Linked DNA regions of Homo sapiens: region 2 is linked to region 1. Evidence: chromatin loops called from intact Hi-C (ENCODE). Cell type or tissue: MCF 10A. All regions are shown on one strand. Links, peaks and the distances in the headings refer to the core of each region. The heading gives the core; the rest is flanking DNA. Region 1 overlaps SEMA3A (semaphorin 3A). Region 2 has its middle 83 kb from the start of LINC03017.

Region 1 (10,340 bases), core at 1,655-9,654:
CTCACATCTCCAAGGATACCTATATCACTAAAGGATGTCATGTAATAGATAATTTTGTGGGCTTCCAGAAAGAAAGCAATCTCATTTTAAATCATTTCTAAATAAATTTCACACTTAGAAAGCAACTGTTTTGCATACAAACTTTTGTCATGAAAATTGCGAGTAGAAAAGAAGGGTATCCTTGTTAAATTGGCATAATGATTCCCCACGGGTTCAACCATCTGAATGGTTAGAACAAAATAATTGAGAGCAACAAAACATTAAAATTATTTTAAAAGCACCACAGTGTGTTTGGATAACACAATGTTTCAATATGTTGCAGCTGTTAATGACAAGAAATAATGTTTTTAAGGAAGCAATCTTCAATTAATCATTTCCTCTTTTAGTGGGATAATTTATGGAAATGAAATGAAGCTAATAAACCAGAAAGAATGGGAGGAAAGAAAATAGTTAAATAAATTGCTTCCTTTTGTAACAACAAAAAAGTCATGATATCCATCATTTGACCAGAAATATCATGTTGCTAAAGGCCTTATTTAGCATTTGATTCTCTTCCAATATAGCAGAAACAGAAGGCATCACATTTCAGCTTTCTATTTATTCACTCTCCATTTTAACCCCATAAATGTCTCGCAAGATTGAAATGTTAATAATGCAACCATCTTAGGAAATTTGATGTTATGTAGAGAAGACAGAGATGGATGAGGTTGTGAACCATATTCATTCAATTTTGATTTGTTATCAATTTTGATGTTCTACTTTATTGTAAGTTTAATTTGTAAATAATACATGTAAAACTAAAACATAATTTAGGAGATGGGTAAATGAATGCCAATTATTTTACATATTTATTTAGGTTATTTAGCAAATACAGTTAGTTGCTGTACCACATAAAGACAAATAAAATTCCAGTGGTTTTTATTATAATTTTAGTATTTCTCTCAATAATACTCAGTGTCAAAGGTCAAGAATAGGAGGAAAGGAAATGTTGCCCATAAACTCTTGGTAACACAGAATACTGTAGCAATGCCTAACTTAAAGTATAAACAGCATTACTTAGATTTTTCTCATTGGACTCTACATGATTTTCTGCAGAAATACAATAGATGCTCTATCAGTAGAAAAGACTAATTTAACTTCCAGTGGCTGGAAAACATTTCAAAGATGAGTCAATATCTCTTGAAAATACATAAACTATTTAAAAATTTATAAAATGAAAACAAAAAAATTCATTCATTCTTAACATTCATGTATATTTTGAACCTGAGCATTAAGATGGCTAACAGGCAGGCGTGGTGTTTCACACCTGTAACTCCAGCACTTTGGGAGGCTGAGGAGGGTGGATCACCTGAGGTCAGGAGTTCAAAACCAGCCTGACCAACGTGATGAAACTCCATCTCTACTAGAAAAAGAAAAATACAAAATTAGCTGGGCATGGTAGTGCATGCCTGTAATCCCAGCTACTTGGGAGGCTGAGGCAGAAGAATTGCCTGAACCCGGGACGCAGAGGTTGCATTTTGCAGAGATTGTGCTATTGCACTCCAGCTTGGGCAATAAGAGCGAAACTCCATCAAAAAAAAAAAAAAAACCTAACAAACTATTTAATAATATCATATATTGTAGTGCAAATAAAAGTCTACAGTATATACTGAAGTATATAACAGTGATTTTGTTTACTTTTTGAGGTAATGCCTAGTACAATGTCTTTCCAATGTCTAGTATGACATTTTCACCAATTAGATTCTATGTAAATATTCAATGTGTTTTTGCAGGCATGTATGTGTGCATGTACCAACAAATGAATGCATGAATGTGTAGTTAAGAACATGCATGTGTGCTTAACCCATTTACTAGAAATAGGACCAATAAATATGAAGTTAGTGGATGTAGCTTGCCAAGTACAAAAATACAATGAAACCTTAAATAAAATTTAAACTTGTAATTTTTCACCTGGCTAAAATTTTAATTTTAAACTACTTTGTTTTATGCCCTAAATTAAGATGTCTTTGGTGCTGGGAAGTAATTATTAACCAGGATATAGCATTTAGAATTTTACAGTTTTAAGTAGTTTCTAATCTTTCCTGAATCCATAGATTCCTGAAGATGTGAACTTAAAATTGGCTAGTCTGTGTGTGTGTGTGTGTGTACATATATACGTGTGTGTCTATATATGTGTATGGATGTATATATATACACACACATACATATATATACACATACATATACATAGATATAGGTATGAATATATATACAAATGGTTAAACAGTCATAGGGCCAATATATTTTAATTTTATTATTCATAAATATTTTTTGCAGTAGAGTCACCAGTATCTTACTTTCAGAGATGATTAATTTGAAATATGATAATAAAATTTGCTGTGTGGCTTCAAAGTTAACTTTGAAGCCACTTGAATAGTTACATTGAACACTGTACTTGATGTCTTGTGATGTCATGGGTAATATGCTTCGTATAGGGCAGGCTGAAACTCATTTACTTAAAAAGCAATACCAATATGAAGATATCTACTGTAATATTTATTTAGTTTATACTGAACATCTGGTATGTTTTATTTTCATGATTTTATAGCAAATGCATTACAAAAGAAAGCACAAATAATCTCTATGCCAGAGCAAAATTACCATAGGAATGTTTACTTTAAAAAATCAGGAAACATGGACTTTAATGTTTCATTTACTTTTCCCCAAGAGATATGATGGGAGATGGAAAACACCCATTTGCTGAAGCAGAAACCTTCCATAAACAATAATGAAAATACCATCCTGTATTTTAATGGTATGTGATCCTTATAACTTTTGGAATAAAAAATGCAGCAAGCTTTTAAAAAAATCTTAGTTTGTAACAGTTAAATTGTAGGTGTATGAACAGGTGATCTCTGATGACATACTTAAAGACTTCAATGGAGAATAATGATACGCAAGCTATTTCAAACCTCTTCTTATTCATGTTATCTGTGCATTTGCCTTGCACACATATAATATGAATAATTAGACTTTTTTCCTCAGCAGAAGACAAGTGTCATGATGACTATCTCCAGTGAAAATATTCAAAAAGGGTTTATAAAAATCATAGAAGTTAATACTGCAAGTATTTGATTCTAAGACGCACACTTCTTTATACTTTAATATCTCTGATATCAGAATGTGTCTTACAATTGTTCTTGATCTGAGTTGAAGTTGCTTTTTTCTAGGAGAAATTCTTTCTTACTTCTGACAGATATGTGGGATCCTACTGATATGATACCTCTTTAAATTAAAGTCTCTGTCCGAAATTTGGGTCCATTCTGTTCGTGTGAATTCGGAAAGTAAATCTTCATAAATACCACCTTGTAGTTCAAGGAGTATTTTTTAATCTCTTTCTAACCAGACATGATTATGATTGAAACAGACAATTTTCCTTGCTATTATCATCTGAATAAGAGTTTATTTCTCCTTTAGTCTAGTCCTGAGTCATTTGGTGTCCCAGTTTGATGCTGGGATCATCTAGTAGACTGACCATCTTCAGCAGTTTTTTTTTTCTTAAAAGTACATAAAAGAATGGTGTATTTTATATTATGTCATCTGAGACTTGATGAAATTTGATAATTTATTAAAGGTAGGGATTACTTTTAGGGCTGACATCATGCTCATCTATCAAATATTGAGACTCCTCTTGGGGCTAAATGCTCAGATTCATCACTGGAAGAGGCTAAGACACAGACTATAATAGCACTGCTACAAAATACTAAATTTACAGTTCTACAGATCATAAAGATGGCATTGTCAAAGACATTTTATAAAATTTTGGAATGATTCTGATGCCAACCAAGATATAAATTGAGATGGACAGTTATGGAGATAATTAAGAAGATTGGATTCTGTGGACATATTACTGTGAGGTGCCAGGAAGGTAATGCATGCATGCAAAACTATTAGAAAGTGAAATTCAATGATGGCATTCAACTAGAAGATAGGATATAAAATATTTCAAAGATTCAGAAACCTAACATGATGGTACAGTTAAAAAAAAATTAGTACTGATGGTGTAGTTTTTTTTTTTTTCCTTTCTGGACATGTAAATCATAATATGGCCCATTCTTAGTGAGAAAGAAAATGGGAAGTGGTTTATAGGTAAATTGCCTTCGTCAGTCATTTTCTTGAGTACAAAGTCAGATGAGCTCCAATTTTGTACACAGCAATTATTTTACGGAAGGGAACAGATTGGAAACAACCTGAGCTTCCTCTTTAGCTTCCTGTATGAGGTGTGAGTGGGAAGACAAGAGTTGCCAGCACACATATATTAAGATTTGATACTAAAATCTCCCCTAGGTGACCAGCCACCGGCGACAGAGGAGAGTATCCTGGGATCAAGAGGAGGTGTAGCTGGATTTTTCTGTTTCACCTGGCCTAGTTCACCACTCGAGCCACTTTACATATAAGGGAGCAGAGTGCCAAGTGAGTGTTAAATGTTTCATCTAAAGTGAAATTTCTTCCACCTTAATTCTGAGTTATTCTGTATATAGTCTCTCTATTAAAACCTCTGGATGTGTAAACTATAGAGTGTTACAGAATATGTTTACCATTACAGCTGGAACTGATCATCCTGAAGTGTGTAATTTGGCTTCATGTTGCTTACCAGCTTTCTGTGAAAACATCTCATATTTTTATGCTTCCACATGAGCACATATATTTTATTCAATGTGAGAATTAATATTAGCAAGACAACATACATGATTTAGTAAGGCTGGGCTCCGGATTTTTGCCCATTTTACTTTCAAATACTGACGTCAACTATTCCAAAATAATCACTGATTCCTAATGGTAAGACTTAGCATGGCCAAATGGGAATGCCTACCTTAGTTTCCAAATATTTGAAATTTAGTGTAATTTATGGTGTATATGGTTTATGTGTAGTCATTATCAAAACAAGCAGACAAGGGGAAAAGAGGCATTCAAAAAGGAATATTTTATTGCTGGAGGGCTTGCTGGGCTAGTTTACCCTTTCCTCTCAGATATCACAAACATCTAGAGTTGTTTACCACAACCCTCCCCCAAAAGACCCTGTAACACTGAACAGTTGCACTTTCTCTTCTCTCTCCAGTGTGCATCTGACGTAAGAATCAGGAGGTAAATTTATTTACACTCACTTTATTTCTTACTTCTTATGGCTAAGCCATTCTATATGCCAAATTTTAATAGTCTTTAACTACTCTAATTTTATCAAAACACATCTTTAATATCTGAAACACTCTCCAAACCCCAGTCATTCAATGGTTAACAATATTTATGTATCCACAGTCATACTTTTCATAAAAATTCCTTTGGTCAGTTTTTCCCCATATATATTTACACTCATAACTCTAGCATGAATATAATTTTGAAATTCTAACTGAATCTATAAAGGGATCACTAAACAAATGAATATGCCATTAAGATTATATATGCATATAATCTCTAAAAATTTTCAAAACACAGCATAGTGTCCTACACATGATGGCATATAATCAATATATATTAGTCAATTGATTAATTCATAATGATGTTTCCTAAGAGAGATCTTATTTTTGAATATAATGGTGTTGATAATAACAATGTATGACATAAGGTATTTTTTACAAAAATCAAAAAGTGCTATTAGTTCAAATCTCTACTGAAAAACAAAAGTAATAAGACATGTATCTAGATTATAACTTGAAATTTTTAGATCATTCAGTCATTCAACAAATATTTGTTATCTACAATACTCATAATGTTGTATTGATATAAACCTAGAAATATACAACAAGCAAAATAATGTTTCATTTTGATATGGAGATTAAAGTCTGATTGGTTCAGTTACATTCTCCTGATTCTTTTACTTCCAGTAATTATCATTAACTCTCCACATATAGGCAAACAGATTATTTAGTGTAATGAATTAATATTTCAAAATATTACATTGCTGGAATGGTGCTGATCATAATTCAATATTTTTCCATGAAACAGATTATGAAAGATTAGCAAATATTTTAGGATTTGATTGAAATATGCTATTTGAAAAAATTTAAGGAGAGTGTTCAATAAATGCACCATACTAATGCAGGGACAGTCGTAACATTTACTCCAGTTTTGTGGTCTCTTTCTTATTTATAGTAAAGATAATCACAGATAGGAAAGTCCCTGGTGAGAAAATTTGCAATCAAAGTGGTTCCGAAACACTGGCTTTATTCATGGTTACCCGTCTCCTGGTAGTAGGATTCCCCAAACAATCCCGTGAGCATTCGTAAATCAAATACCAGCCCATCCAGCTTATGCCAAAGGGGGATCTGAATTTTAGAAAGTAAGTTTTGGAATGTATGCTGGGGTTCTATGTGTGGTAATGTTTTATTAAAATCCATAAACATGAATATTCCACACATAAAATTAGTAAATCAAAGAAAAGTCAACTGATAAATATTAACTACTTTTAGAATAAATGGCATCAAAAAAATTAATAGAATAATTATGTTAAGTGACAATGTTTACATTGTACATTTCAGCCATTTTTAACTATGTTCATTAGCAGTATTGTCATTGATAAGTTCCCCCAGCAGAGGGAAGCATAACCTCATTATTATTTCCATAGTAATATGGCATAATGTTTCAATTATGGAAAGTGGGGCATCACTACAATTTTACTGCATTTTAAGTGAAGGTTGGTTGATGTTTCTGCATTTACTAAGCAACTTTGACATTAAATAGGCTCTGACATATTTTAGGAAGCAAAAAATGAATTTGGTACAAAATGCCCAGTGTAAGGGAATACCCTACTAGTAATTCAGTGTAAAGATATCCACATTATCTTCTGCTTGACTAGGATACCCAATAATGATATATTAGGTTTATATCATGAGCATATAAATGAATCATTTTAAGGCATATTTTAAGACTGTAGTTTTTGCTTTGGTATATTTTAATGTACATTTCCATTCCCTACTCATCTCAGGTTGCTACTATATACAAAATGAAGTACTTAAACATGGCTTCTTTTTGTTAATATAAGAAAGTTGAGCTTTAAACCTTGTAAGCATCTAAAATTTTGAATTTATCATCATAATAAAACATAATTTATGATAATAAAACATAATTCAGTGCCTTGTGTTCTTTAGGATTTTCTTTCTGTAAGATTTTACTTCTCTTCGGCTGCATTTCTTTAAGTATTCTGAGAGATGCATACATTGCATGCATATGCATGAATATGCATTATTATGATTTTAGCCTGGTCTTAGCAGGTTGAAAGATGAAAAATGTGACTTACCATGGTGTAAGTCTGAACAGTGAGTCAGTGGGTCTCCATTTCTTATATCTTGTCGTCTTGTGCGTCTGAAGCAATTACATTTAAAAGGTGTTATTGTATCCTTATTTTTCCCTTCTAGGAATTTGTCATAAGAATGAAGAGAAATAAAATATATATATATATATCATAGACTCTAGTAACTTACAGGAACAGATGAATCTACATCCAACTAAAAGATTTTTTTAAAAAACAGTTCATTATACCTGTAAGAGCAGTCTCCAAGATGATCAAAATGGGAAACAAGATCCAAATGTACTAACAACATGTTAAAAGTCTTTAAAATAGTGATAACAGAGAATTCATGGCTTTTTCACTACCAGATGTCAGTCAGTAACAATCTAATGTCTAGAAACTCAAGGCCTAACTTCTGTGGAAAAAGCACAAAATTTAAAATAATAATCCATTTTTTTCAATAAAGGGTAAATTAAACTTTTTTTCTGATTATTAATGAAGGAATAAGCTTGAAAATTATAATTCACATGAATGTTCTCTTTCTCTAAATGCTTACACATAATTATTTAAATAGACTTTTGCTAAATTTTATAATATTAAGACTAGAAATTCTATTTTTAAGCTAGTTTTAAAATTTCTTTTCTTGGTTATTGTATCAACCTATCCTTTTTTTTTTTCTTTCTTTCTTTTTTTTTTTTTGAGACAGAATCTCGCTCTGTCGCCCAGGCTGAAGTGCAGTGGCGTGATCTCGGCTCACTGCAAGCTCCGCCTCCCGGGTTCATGCCATTCTCCTGCCTCAGCCTCCTGAGTAGCTGGGACTACAGGCAGCCGCCACCATGCCCAGCTAATTTTTTGTATTTTTAATAGAGACGGGATTTCACCGTGTTAGCCAGGATGGTCTCGATCTCCTGACCTTGTGATCCGCCCTCCTCGGCCTCCCAAAGTGCTGGGATTACAGCGTGAGCCACTGCGCCTGGCCATATCAACCTGTTCTTTTTTAAAACAGTTTATTTTATGATCATATGGCTATGATTGCAAACCAATTTACCTGTGAAGTGAATAAAAGCAACAATAAATGTTGAACTTAAGGGCAAGGCCTCCTCTTGCCAGAGGAATGAGAGAGAGAATAAATGAACTTACATTTAAGAGAAAAGCAAAGTTTGCTTATAAAAATCAAACGATTTCTTCTACATTCTACCCCCAGATCACATGTGAGCTGCAGCACGTTGTGGGTATCCTTTTTCTACATTTTGCTAATGGTTGCCTGGGAAGGAGGAGGTAGGCTGTAGTCACTGCGGTGCAACAAAGATGTGAAGTTCCAGGAAGAGGCTAAAAATGGAGACTGGCTATGTGTAACAGACTGGAAAAGATTGGGGGACACTTGCCCAAGTGTTTGCTGCTGCTATTTTAATGGGTATTGTCTTGCTGCAAAATTAGTTACCATCCCTAAAAAGAACTCTCACAAAGGCCGTTGAGAATTGCAAATATGGAATTTGTTACTGTATTCATAAATTTAGAAGTCTAAAGTATTTATAGATTTCTATTTGTAGAATTAGTGAAACTATCAAACAGATGTTGCACATTTCAAAATTGAGCCAACAAGAGAACTTGTGAAACACGAACTACAAAGCATTTGGGAAGGCATTTTTCACTGCCATTTAAGATTTTGAAAAATGCCATCACAAAGAATATATAAATCATGAGGCTTCTAAACATCCTTTTTAAAGACAGCGTGTCACTCATGAAATTGGATTAAGTAAAATCTGTAAGGCATAACAAAAATGTGCTAATGAAAATTCCTTCAATCTTGAATTGTAGGTATACAATAAATACTTTTCAAATATGTAATAACATATAGGTTTTAACTTATAGATGTGTTGATTTTCTTTTTATCTCTTTCCTTATTAAGAAGAGCTTAAAATTCAAATAGATTATTACTAAATTAGGTAATATTATAAACTTTCACATGAAGAAGAAATAATACTCATTTTAGTTCAAACACGAATTCCACTTTTTTTTTTTTTTTTTCGAGACAGAGTCTTGCTTTGTCACCCAGGCTGGAGTGCAGCGATGCAATCTCAGCTCAGTAAAACCTCTGCCTCCTGGGTTCAAGCAATTCTTCTGCCTCAGCCTCCCAAATAGCTGGGATTACAGGCATCCGCCACCACACATGGCTAATTGTTGTATTTTTAGTAGAGATGGGGTTTCACCATGCTGGCCAGGCTGGTCTCAAACTCTTGACATCGTGAGCCGCCTGCCTTGGCCTCCCAAAGTGCTGGGATTACAGGTGTGAGCCACGGTGTCGGGCTGAATTCCACATTTTAAAGTAAGATAATAGCCACCTAGAGTTAAATGTTTTTGAGAAGCATTAACTTTTAATCTTAAAAAATTTAATGTTACTGCTGTAAAGACTGCATATTGCTATTCCTTAAATTACCTACGGTTTCTTTAATGAACAGACATTATCTCCACAATAAGTTTTATTTTAAATTTGAAATTTCGACAAAATGAATGGTTATATAAAAGTAATACGAACATGTTACCTCAATTCTGAATGTTAAAGGTTTAATAATTGTATTTCTTATATGATATAATACTGCGTATACATTTAATATTATTAACAGGATACTGTGTTTTAATCCTTTGGACTACTTATATAACAGACTAAATTGTAGATGATTTTACACTCAGTCAATGTTATCTAAAGTGTGTAATCAAGAGATTTAAGTAGGCATTAGGGCCATTTCTTTGCTCAAATATTTTACCAAATATTCAAACTGATACAAATGTTGTAGGACATACCTCATTAGCTATGAAAATCTACATTCATAGCTTCTTTGAAAAAAATAGCTATAATAAACAATAAAGAAATCAAATTATATTGCTTCTAAAATGCAGAGGTTTCATAAAGCTGGTTCCATTTTATATTTCAATAGGTTGATATACATGCTGTTAATCTTTGGGCTCATATTAACGAGATACTGTATGTTAATTTCATCCACCATTCTCATTTCCTAAACCCTGCTAAATGTTGAAAGAGAAAGACATCCTTCAGTGAGTAGTAAAGGATATGTTT
Region 2 (10,340 bases), core at 780-8,779, 640 kb after region 1:
TCGGGGATAACCAAGGGAGTAATTGCCTGCCTCATGGAGAAGCTTTTCAGAGGAATGAAATTAACACTGAGAGCAGCACAGACAGACAGGAGATGAAGAGAGTTGTTAGGATTTTCAAGTCTTTGCGGACAGTCGTCAATTAGACCTCTGGCTTTCTCGAAGTTTACCCATGTGAGCTAGGAACTTCATCTTTTCATCTTTTTGTTTGTTTAAACCATTTTTAGTTTCACCCTTTTGAAACAATATTGTGCTGACTCATATGATAATTAAATTGGCTGGAGGTGGTCTCTTTCAAATCGATATTGAGCTTATCTAAGATGGTATTTTAGTTTAGAAATGAAAGGTAAGAAGGAGCTAACCAGGAAGAAAAATCATGTCAGGAAAATTATGCCCAAAAAATCATGCCATTTATCTAGCATGGTTTGAAAAAAGGGAAAAAGTTACTTGGGAACAATCACATAAAGCTCAGAATAATCAAATATGATGGGGATAATAATACTGTCTCAGTTGCATAATTTGCTTTGTAGAAGATTGCTGTTATTATAGCAGGAATAGAAAGAAAATAAGAGTCTACAGTCAGCTTTGACATTCAGAGTGAGAACAAATAGCAGAGATGAGCAAAGAATCAGCCATGGACAAGCCTTACCTTCCCCAGGGCCATGAGAACTAGAACTCTTCCCCTCACAAACATGCATTTCAGAAGGAGAGGAGGGGAAAACAGTCGCTTAGGGACTGGAACTTTACATTGACTGAAAGCTTAACCGAGATGGACTAAGTTATTCCTATTGGTAAGTTTATGGATTTCTAATAAAATGTGGGAGGTTTATGAGAAAAATTAGAACAATTATAAAAAATACAGTTTTTAAAATGTACATCTTTATTGTCCATGTGAGTGTAAATGTATGATCCTTCCAGACTAGCAATAAAAGGGGAAAAAACCCAGATAACTTTATTAAAGAATCACCAATGAGGTGCTCAAGTTAATACATATTTAATAATGTCCAGCTGTTAGCCAGATTCCCCCACCACTATTACCCACCTGCTGGCAGAAAGTTTTTATTATTTTTAATTAAAAAATTATCTTTTCATCCCTACTCCTGAAATAAACATGCCATCACATGACCACTCATTTTGTCAAGAGTTTATAACATTCATAAATGGCTATGCTTTGATCTGGCAGGTCCCCTATCTCTAGTAAAATCTCACATTCATTTTTATTAAGTACCTTTGTGACATCGCTTTTTATTACTGCTGTGAAATAAAAATCTGGGCATCATTCAGGTTCAAGGTCACTTCTGTAAAAGAGGCAAAGTGCAGGACTTGACAAGCTTATGAAAATTATAAGAGGGATTAATAGTATCAAGGGATCATTAAGGTCTCTATGATTGTACAAAGACTATAAAGTTCCCGTGCCTAATAGAGATTATCTCAGTTTCTTGCTTTCTTTTTTTTCTTCTAAAAATATGCTCCCCAAAAGATGACCATTTAGAATACTAGTTGTATATATATCCACTGAAAGTGCATTATTTCTTTCTCTTATGTAAACTGTATTTAGACAAAATTTAATTGTTTATTATTTAGGAAAAATTAAAGCTTTTATTCAATATAAGAATTTCATGGAAATTGACTTTATAAGTTAATTTTTGTATTTCAAACAATGTCAGTTTGTTAATACTTATGTTTCAGCACATTTAAAACTTGATGCTACAGAGCATTTTGTGGTACTTCTAGTACTCTTGTGGCTAGATGTTCCAGAGGAGAGAAGTGGAATAAAATAGAAAAACTGAAAATGGCATGCTAACGGGGAAGGGCTAATTATCTACCTTTCCTGTCTAAGTAAAGTTAAATAACACTATGAAGAGAAATTCTGAACATCACAAAGAACATAAGAGCTTTCTGGTATGTTTTATTAGGGATATCCTGAAAGTTCTTTTATGCTGCATTTAAATTTAAAAGATAAAAATCACAGCAACAATTCAGGGTTAAATTTGAGTTCAAAGTTTAAAGTGCACGTAAGAATGCCCAGGATTAAAAATAACTTGCAAATTGTTTGATAATAACTATAATTTTCTCCTCATTTTTGTTCTGTTAGTGAATTATATCACCAGATAAGCAATTTAAGATGCTTGAATAAATATTCATTGTATTTACAAAAGAAAATCACATAGAGCAATAACACTCATCTTTATTTACTCTTTTATTCACAATGGATAAACAGATATGCCTGAACAATATTTTCAGGTAGAATTGACAAGTAGATGAAAAAATAAGTCAGTTTAAATACTAGAGTTCATTACGACTGCAAGCTTTTCTAAATCTGTATTGTGTTATTATAATCATACACTTAGAATAATTTAGTTATGATTTTATTAAAATATAGTATTTTACTCATTCCCAATGGTGTTATAAAGAAATTGCAGGACATTTGGAAAGACTTTAAATACTTATAAATACTTAACACTTTTTTAGTATTTAAAAACATACTAAAGACTCCCTCTTCCCAAGAAATACATTTCTGGAAAGTCAAATTAAATTAATATTGTAAGTAAAGACAAACTGAAAATGTATTCTATGTAAATCTATCTTTCCTTATGATTATAATTCATATGTAGATAGGAACATTCCCAATGATTCGAGGCTGATGGCTGAAGTTTAATTCAAAGCTGTAATACCATGATTTGCATAGTTTAATTGACTGATGTAAAATAATAATATTTAGGACTCTTTTCTGAATACGTTCTACATATGAAATACATTACAAATTGAACTGCTGTCAGTTCTCCTTCCGGATTGGCTGGGACCATTATTACAGTCCATCAACTCACCATCAGACCATTACTTGCTCAGCAGTGTTCCCTGCGGACTTGCATTGCTCACTTTGAACATATTGCTTTAATAAGGAGAATTATTTCAGAAAGCTTGAGTTATCTCAGGCCCTGGAAGAAGCACTTCAGAACCTGACAAAGGAGTTTCTGTAGTAAATGACTTTGGAGATCAAAGAGTAAAATGTATATTTTACTTCATTTACATAAAAACATCCAGCACAGCATTTTACAAATTAACACAAATTTGATATAACACGAAATGATATATGACTAAATTCTTCCATCTCTAGGATTCCAGATGTGTTTTTTATGTTGGTTGATTTACTTTTTGATTAGTTGTTAGAACGTAAGACATCTGTTGCCATTGTACAGTGTAGAATATTTTAATGGTATTACTAAATGCCATGCATCTATCAGTGCCTAATCATGTGTCTAGTGCTAAAGCAACTCCCTGGGTAGGCTTTTCTAACAGATGTGGAACACTAGACTGCTGACCATGAAATTCTTCCAAAACAGCACTTATGAAAAGCAACTTCTTAGTATTAAATTTAGGTAGCAAAAAAAGTGCTAAAACTGTACAAATACAATTCAGCAAGTTTCATAATTTTATTTGATTTTTTATTGTTGCAGCTGTAATGGCATATGTTTTCTGTAGTTGCATTGTATGTTTAAGAAACTTAATTTCATTATTATTGATTACATCAGAATTTTCTGTTTTCTCTGAAGTTCAGGCAAGTAAGTCATAATACGCCTAGTGTCTAATAACCAATCAAGGTGGAACTAATGCAAATCAGACACCGATTAGAAAGATAATCATATAGTTATCCCCAAATAAACTGTATATACTTTTCTTTATTCCTGCTTTATTATCTAATTTTTATGGAATGTATGTCTGCTGAGAGGATTTACAGTGTTTATTGCTAATCCAGCCTTTATTTTCTTTAACTATTGATAAGAAAGTCTATGAAAAGATAATGACAGAATGAACAACTAGCTACCGGTAAATTTCAGAAATCAATAAAAGATCGCAGTTCAAAAATAGTTTCAGTGATATATTGCTGGCGATTTTATTTTACATATGTAGAATTCTAACGATAAATAGAATTCTGTGCTTATTTAGGTCATAAATACTATCATTGTGCAAATCTTACTGAAAGGAAGACAAAAACATATTCTCTCTGTACTAATGCTCAGCTAGACCTAAAGCAGTAATGACTGATCCCTTCAAAGTGTTATGGGAATAAGTCAAAGTTAGAATTTTGTTGCTAAACTCTTTGTACATTATATGCACATAAGTAGGCATCACTTTAGATAAAGTAGGAGATATCTCCTGGCCAAAGGAAATAAAAACATGGTAAAACAAAAACAAAAACAGTGTAGGGATTCGTTGCTTTCATGACTCTTTGAAGTCAAACAGAAGAATGCTTAAGTTATGACTTTGCCATTACCTAGCTATGTGATCTTCAGCAAGTTAAATAGCCTATTTTTGTCTCTGTTTCTTCATGAAATGTGGAAATAGAGATGACTACTTGGTAATAATTGTGAGAATTAAATATCATGTACTTCATGTTCCTGTATAAAGTTCATGCATACCAAGTTCAATAAGTCTTAATTATTATTATATTGTTTATTATTATTACACTATTATTTTTATTCTCTCTGATAATTACATGGAGTTATCATTCTGAGAAAAAATGTCCTGTAAAGGAACAAAACAGATGCTTAATTCTCATTGAAAATAAATTCTCACTCAACATCAATTATCAATTATGGCCAAAAGAAATATTTGTTGTCACTCTGTCACTGTTTAATGGAAAGAATAGGAACTTCATCTAAGTGTTCAATCCATTCTGCCACATGGGGGCATATTTTGTGCTTAATTTATTCTGATGTATCAACAGGAGGCAGATTATTATGGCCTAATAGAAATAAGACCTCTATAAGTAATATTAAATTAATCAGAATGCATAATAAAAGTAGAGGCATTCATTTCTAATACTAATTTTTAAGATGTATACTGCATCTCCAGTCAACATGTCTGTTTCATGTAGAAATAAGGAGGAAATACAAAGGCATACTTCAGGGCATCTTTAAGACTCTTACTTGGTAAGTTTCTACCACCTACTCCCACATAGCACATGGTATGTGCACATGACACTGAGTAATCTTTGTGCACATGACAACTGAACTGTGTCACACATGCACTTAATCTTTAAGGAAGATCAAGATGCAGAGTTTTTGTTGTTATTGTTGTTGTTATTGTTTTGTTTTGTTTATTTTTCACTGTGTGGTGTGCCACTCCCAATCAAACTGAAGTCCTGTTTTCAAGGAAGAAGGATAAACTAAATATTAGATAGACAACAATCACTCCTTGTCACAGTAAAGTACACAATAGTTAACAAAATGTGATTAAGGCAAACATCAGTTCTATAACATGGGAAATCACAAGGAGGAAGGAAGGAAAGAGGCATAACTCTTGGAGATCACAAGTTTCAATGCTCGTTGAAAAAAAAAGTAACTCAGGAAGCAGTTCAGAACTTAATCAGAACCTGAACTTGATATAATAATTAAAGTTCTTATTTTAATTCTGTTTACCAAAAAAAAAAAAAAAGACTGAAGTAATGCATGTCAAACCCTTAGAAAATCCAAGAAAGCTCCAAACAGAAAGGAAAAATATTTAATATAATCATAACCTCAATGCAAGGACCAACGTTAAGATTTTTAATAATATCTACATTTTTTAGTTAGGTATTATATTTACAAGTATACACAGTTTATAAATATAATTCTTTACCTATTTTACCTTTATTAAAAAATAAATTTAAAAACCTTCTACATTATTATTTTGTATTATTTTAATGTTAACAGTATAGGAAATTTGAAAGTAACAGAAGATATATTGCTCCTTTATAGGAGGATATAATTGCTTATTATAAAGTTCTGTTGTAAAGAAGATCATAATCATGAACTAAGTGACTTAGTGAGATTATAATGCAAGAATTTCAATAGGGATTTTCACTTAAAAATTCATAGATTCTCTATTGTTTTGGTTTTTCCAATATTATTTATGAACTATAGACTTTCAAAACAGACACACACACACACACACACAGACATATACATACACATAGTAAAGGAAAACAAAACATATTATCATAACCGAACTTTTTATTGCTTCCCAAATTGTCTTCTCTCATAATGTGTACCCATTGAAACCACAATATTTTCAGCTACCACGACTTAAGTCAGAACCTGTGAAGAGGCCTGTATCCGAATGGAATGTGTTGCACCTGCTAGAGTTGAATCCAACTCATCCACGGATATTTAGAAACTTGGATTATCTTTTGTGCTGTTTTCTAATCTATAAAATGGGGGCAATAATTTTTTGTCTAATTGGACGATTTCGAGAATTTAATGAGACGGCATGTTAAGAATTTAAAACATTGTCCATTATTACCCATTCTATTTTGGTCATATATTGGCCTATTATTTCTACCTCTGTATTAATTACATGCATTTCAAACTCTTTGTTCTCACTATAATTAATCATAATCACTTCTTTATTATCTTGCATTCCAACCAGTCTCACAACTTCCAATTTCCCCTTTTTAAATTTAATTTACTTTAATTTTTTTTTTTTTTTTTTTTTTTTTTTGAGACAGAGTCTCTCTCTCTGTCGCTCTTTTGCCCAGGCTGGAGTGTAATGGCATGATTTCAGCTCACTGCAACCTCCACCTCCCGGGTTCAAGCGATTCTTCTCCCTCAGCCTCCTGAGTACCTGGAATTATAGGCACCTGCCACCACGCCCAGCTAACTTTAGTAGAGACGGGGATTCACCATGTTGGCCAGGCTGGTCTCGAACCCCAGACCTCAGGTGATCCACCTCCTCAACCTCCCAAAGAGCGGGGATTACAGGTGTGAGCCACCCGGCTGGCCAGATTAATTTTCTTAGAGCAAACCTCTGATACACTTGTGCTGCTGCTCAAAAGTTGGTGGCAATTCCTCATCAACAATCAGTGAGAGGCTGCCTGACATTCAACATCCTCCACAATCTGGCTCAAACTCACTCTCCACCTTTTTGTCTCTTTACTTCACTTTTTCATTCATAGGGTACAACCATAATAATATTTTCTCTAAACCTTCCTATCTTTCCCCCCTGGATATACTTTCCTTACATTTTCACATATTTTAATCTCACCTGTTCTTCTAGCTTCCACTAAAAATATATTTTTCCATAAAATGTAGGCTTTTATTGTCTTCCTGTCATAAGCAATCTCTCCTGACGTTGAAATCCTCTAGAGTTTTATTTGCATCTCTTATGAGTCAGTGCTTTTTACATTTATCTGTGAGTTATAGAATCCATTTGTGACTTCTACATATTTTAAGAATTTAAGATTTTTTGAAGTGGAATTATGCATTTTTTCCTGTCTCCATAGCATCTGAGTTTATATAGAGGGGATACTCGATGAAATGTAATTGGCCCAATTAAGTAAAAATTACTCTTTTAAGTATTTCTAAAATTACAAAACTGATAAAATTGGCAAAGGTGTGGTAATATTACTTCAGATTCTAACACTCCATTCTATGATTTTATGAATGTCTCCTATAATTTTTAAGAAATGAGTAGACTGATGGAATTTTACGGCTAATTAGAGATTTTAGGAATCACGTATTCCAACTTCCTCTTGTAACTGATGAAGCTTCTGAGGTTTAGAAATGTTAAGGAACTTGCAAACACAACATTTTTATTGGCAACAAGAAGCTAGAACCTGGAATCTTACTTTGTGACAGGCAGTCTAGTAAACTTTCCACTATTTGTCAGCCTTAATTTGCTGTGTGGTCCAACCTAGAGTTGAGTGTTTAATGAAATGACTTCTGTTGATTTCTTTTCAACTTTGAGATATATTTTACATATTATAATTTAAATTATACAACTCAATAAATTTTCAGTAAATTTATTGAATTATGAATGAAATTATACATTATGTGGTCTCTTGTGACAGACTTATTTTACTTACCATAATATTTTTGAGTTTCATTGATATTGTAACATTTATCAGTAGCTTGTTCATTTTTAATGCTGACTAGTATTCTGTTGTATGGATATATAACACTTTGTCTATTTCTTCATCAGTTGATAAGCATTTAGTTTGTTTCTAATTTTGGCTATTTGAATAATACTTCCACGAATAACTTATGCACAGATCTTTTGTGTGGACATCCACCTTACTATCCACCTTTATGTCTCTTTCCTTCAGTTTTTCATTCACAGGGTATAGCCATAATAATGTTTCCTCTAAATTTATCTATCTTTTCACATACTTCTCCCCACTGGATATACTTTCCTCACATTTTTCACATATTTTAATTTTACCTGTTCTTCTAGATTCCACTAAAAATACGTTTTAGATACATAATAACAGAATATAATAGGTTTTATAGTATATTTACATTTAACTTTTAATAAACTGCCAACTGCTTTGCAAAGTGGCTGTACAATTTTACTTGCATATCAGCATTATAGGAGGTTTCCTGTTTCTCTGATCCTCAACATTTGCTATTATCTGTCTTTATTATAGCTAACATAGTGGATGTAAGTGTTTTCTTATTGTGATTTTAATTTGCACTTCCCTAATGACTAATGATGTTGAACATCTTACATTCTTACACATAAATATACCCACACATACGTACATATACGTATACACACGTGCATTAAATATCTGTATGTGTGTGTCTGTATCAGTGTGTGTGTATTCTCTTTGGTGCGCTGCCTATTCAAATATTTGCCTAATTCAAAGTCTCCAAGATTTTTTCCTGTTGTCATCTAAAAAAGTTTATCTTTTTCATTCTAAGATGTAGCTTTATGAAATATTTACAGTCTACTTTTTGTGTGTGGTATGAGGCAAGGTTCTAAGTTAATCTTTTTTTGTGAATTGCTTTGGTACCTTTTTTGAAAAACAATTGACCATAAATGTTAGAATTTATTTCTGAACTCTTAGTTTTAGTCTATTAATCTACCTGTTTATTCTTATGCCAATACCACACAGATCTGATAAATATAACTTTTAATAAGTTTTGAAATTGGAAAATGAAAGTACTTTGACTTTGTTCTTTTTCAAACTTGTTTTGGCGATTTTAGGTCTTTTAGATTTTCTACAATTTAGAATCAACATCAGTTTCTGCCAAAAAAAAAAAAAACTGCTGGAACTTTGTTAAGATTTATATCAAATCTATTAATTACTCTGGGAAGAATTATCATCTTAGCAATATTAAGTTTTCCAATTCATGAACAGAGAATATATTTCCACTTATTTGGCTCACTTTTAATGTCTTTCAACAATGTTTTATAAATTTCAGTGTACTATTCTTGGACTTCTTTTGTTAAATTTATTTCTGAATATGATATTTTATTTTATTTTATTTATATTTTCTTTAGAGACAGAGTCTCACTCTGTTGCCCAGGCTGGAGTGCAGTGGAGCAATCATATCTCACTATAACCTTGAAGTTCTGGGCCCAAACAATCTTCCCACCACAACCTCACAACCTCCTGAGTAGCTAAGAATACAGGGACATGCCACCACACCCAGCTATTTTTTTTATCAATTTTTTAAATTTTTCATTGTTTTTCTTTTCTTCTCCTTTTCCTTCTCCTCCTCCTCTTTCTTCTTCTTCCTCTTCCTATTTTTTTTTTTTTTTTTTTTTTTTTTTTTTTTACTCTTGTTGTGGCGATGGGATCTTTCTATGTTGCTCAGGCTGGTTTTGAACTCCTGGCCTCAAGTCATCCTTCCACCTCGGCCTCCCAAACCTCTGGGGCTATAAGTCTGAGGCACAGTACCAAGCCTAAGTATTTCATTCTTTTTCATAACAATGTGAATAAAATTTTCTTCTTGATTTTATTTTTGGGTTGTTCATTGCTTATATATTAAAATGCAATTCATTTTAGATATATCAATCTTGTATCACATAATCTTGCTTAAGCTGTTTATTTTTTCTAATACATTTGAAGAGGATTCCTTAGGGATTTTCTTTTTGTATACAGGATCATATCATGATGCGTAAAGGCAGTTTTACTTATTTTTTTCTAGTCTAGATACCTTTTATTTCTTCTTTGGTTTTATTCCCCAGAATATCTGGAACAATGTTAAATGATGTGATGACAGTAGACATCCTTGAAACTGTTCAGATCTTAGAAGGAAAGCTTACTTTTATTACTAATTATAATGTTAGCTATAGGGTGTTTATTATGTGGCCTTTACTAGGTTAAATATACTGAGAGTTTTTATTATACATGGGTGTTGGTTTTCATCAATTCTTTTTCTACATATTGAGATGATTATTTTGATATAAACATCCATATATATACACACAAAACATCTACATATATACACATACGTGTGTGTGTGTATGTGTGTGTTAAAGCACTTTATATTATTAGGATACGTCCCATGATGTCATAGTATATAAATTTTTACATGTTGTGGACTTGGTTTACTAATATTTTGTTGTTCTAA

What was found. Hi-C counts contacts between places; a loop is a spot of excess contacts. Peaks named below come from ENCODE experiments on the same cell type or tissue, not always from the same donor. Only the 100,000 strongest peaks of a DNase experiment are listed, where the experiment ranks them.
Region 2: it touches region 1 in a loop (6-fold over the local background); 3 of 110 quality-filtered maps call a loop at or near these places.

The regions. Positions count from the first base shown.
Region 1 is chr7:83,969,859-83,980,198 of GRCh38, forward strand. It overlaps SEMA3A (semaphorin 3A), which reads right to left. Exons shown (of 17, transcript NM_006080.3): 15 at 7,274-7,338. Among named protein-coding and RNA genes, the nearest start is that of SEMA3A, 220 kb to the right of the region's middle. In MCF 10A, for the core only: CTCF peaks have their summits at 6,564 (motif pointing right) and 6,771; no DNase peak of the experiment used is centred there.
Region 2 is chr7:84,610,333-84,620,672 of GRCh38, forward strand. No RefSeq gene overlaps it. Among named protein-coding and RNA genes, the nearest start is that of LINC03017, 83 kb to the left of the region's middle. In MCF 10A, for the core only: a CTCF peak has its summit at 4,669; no DNase peak of the experiment used is centred there.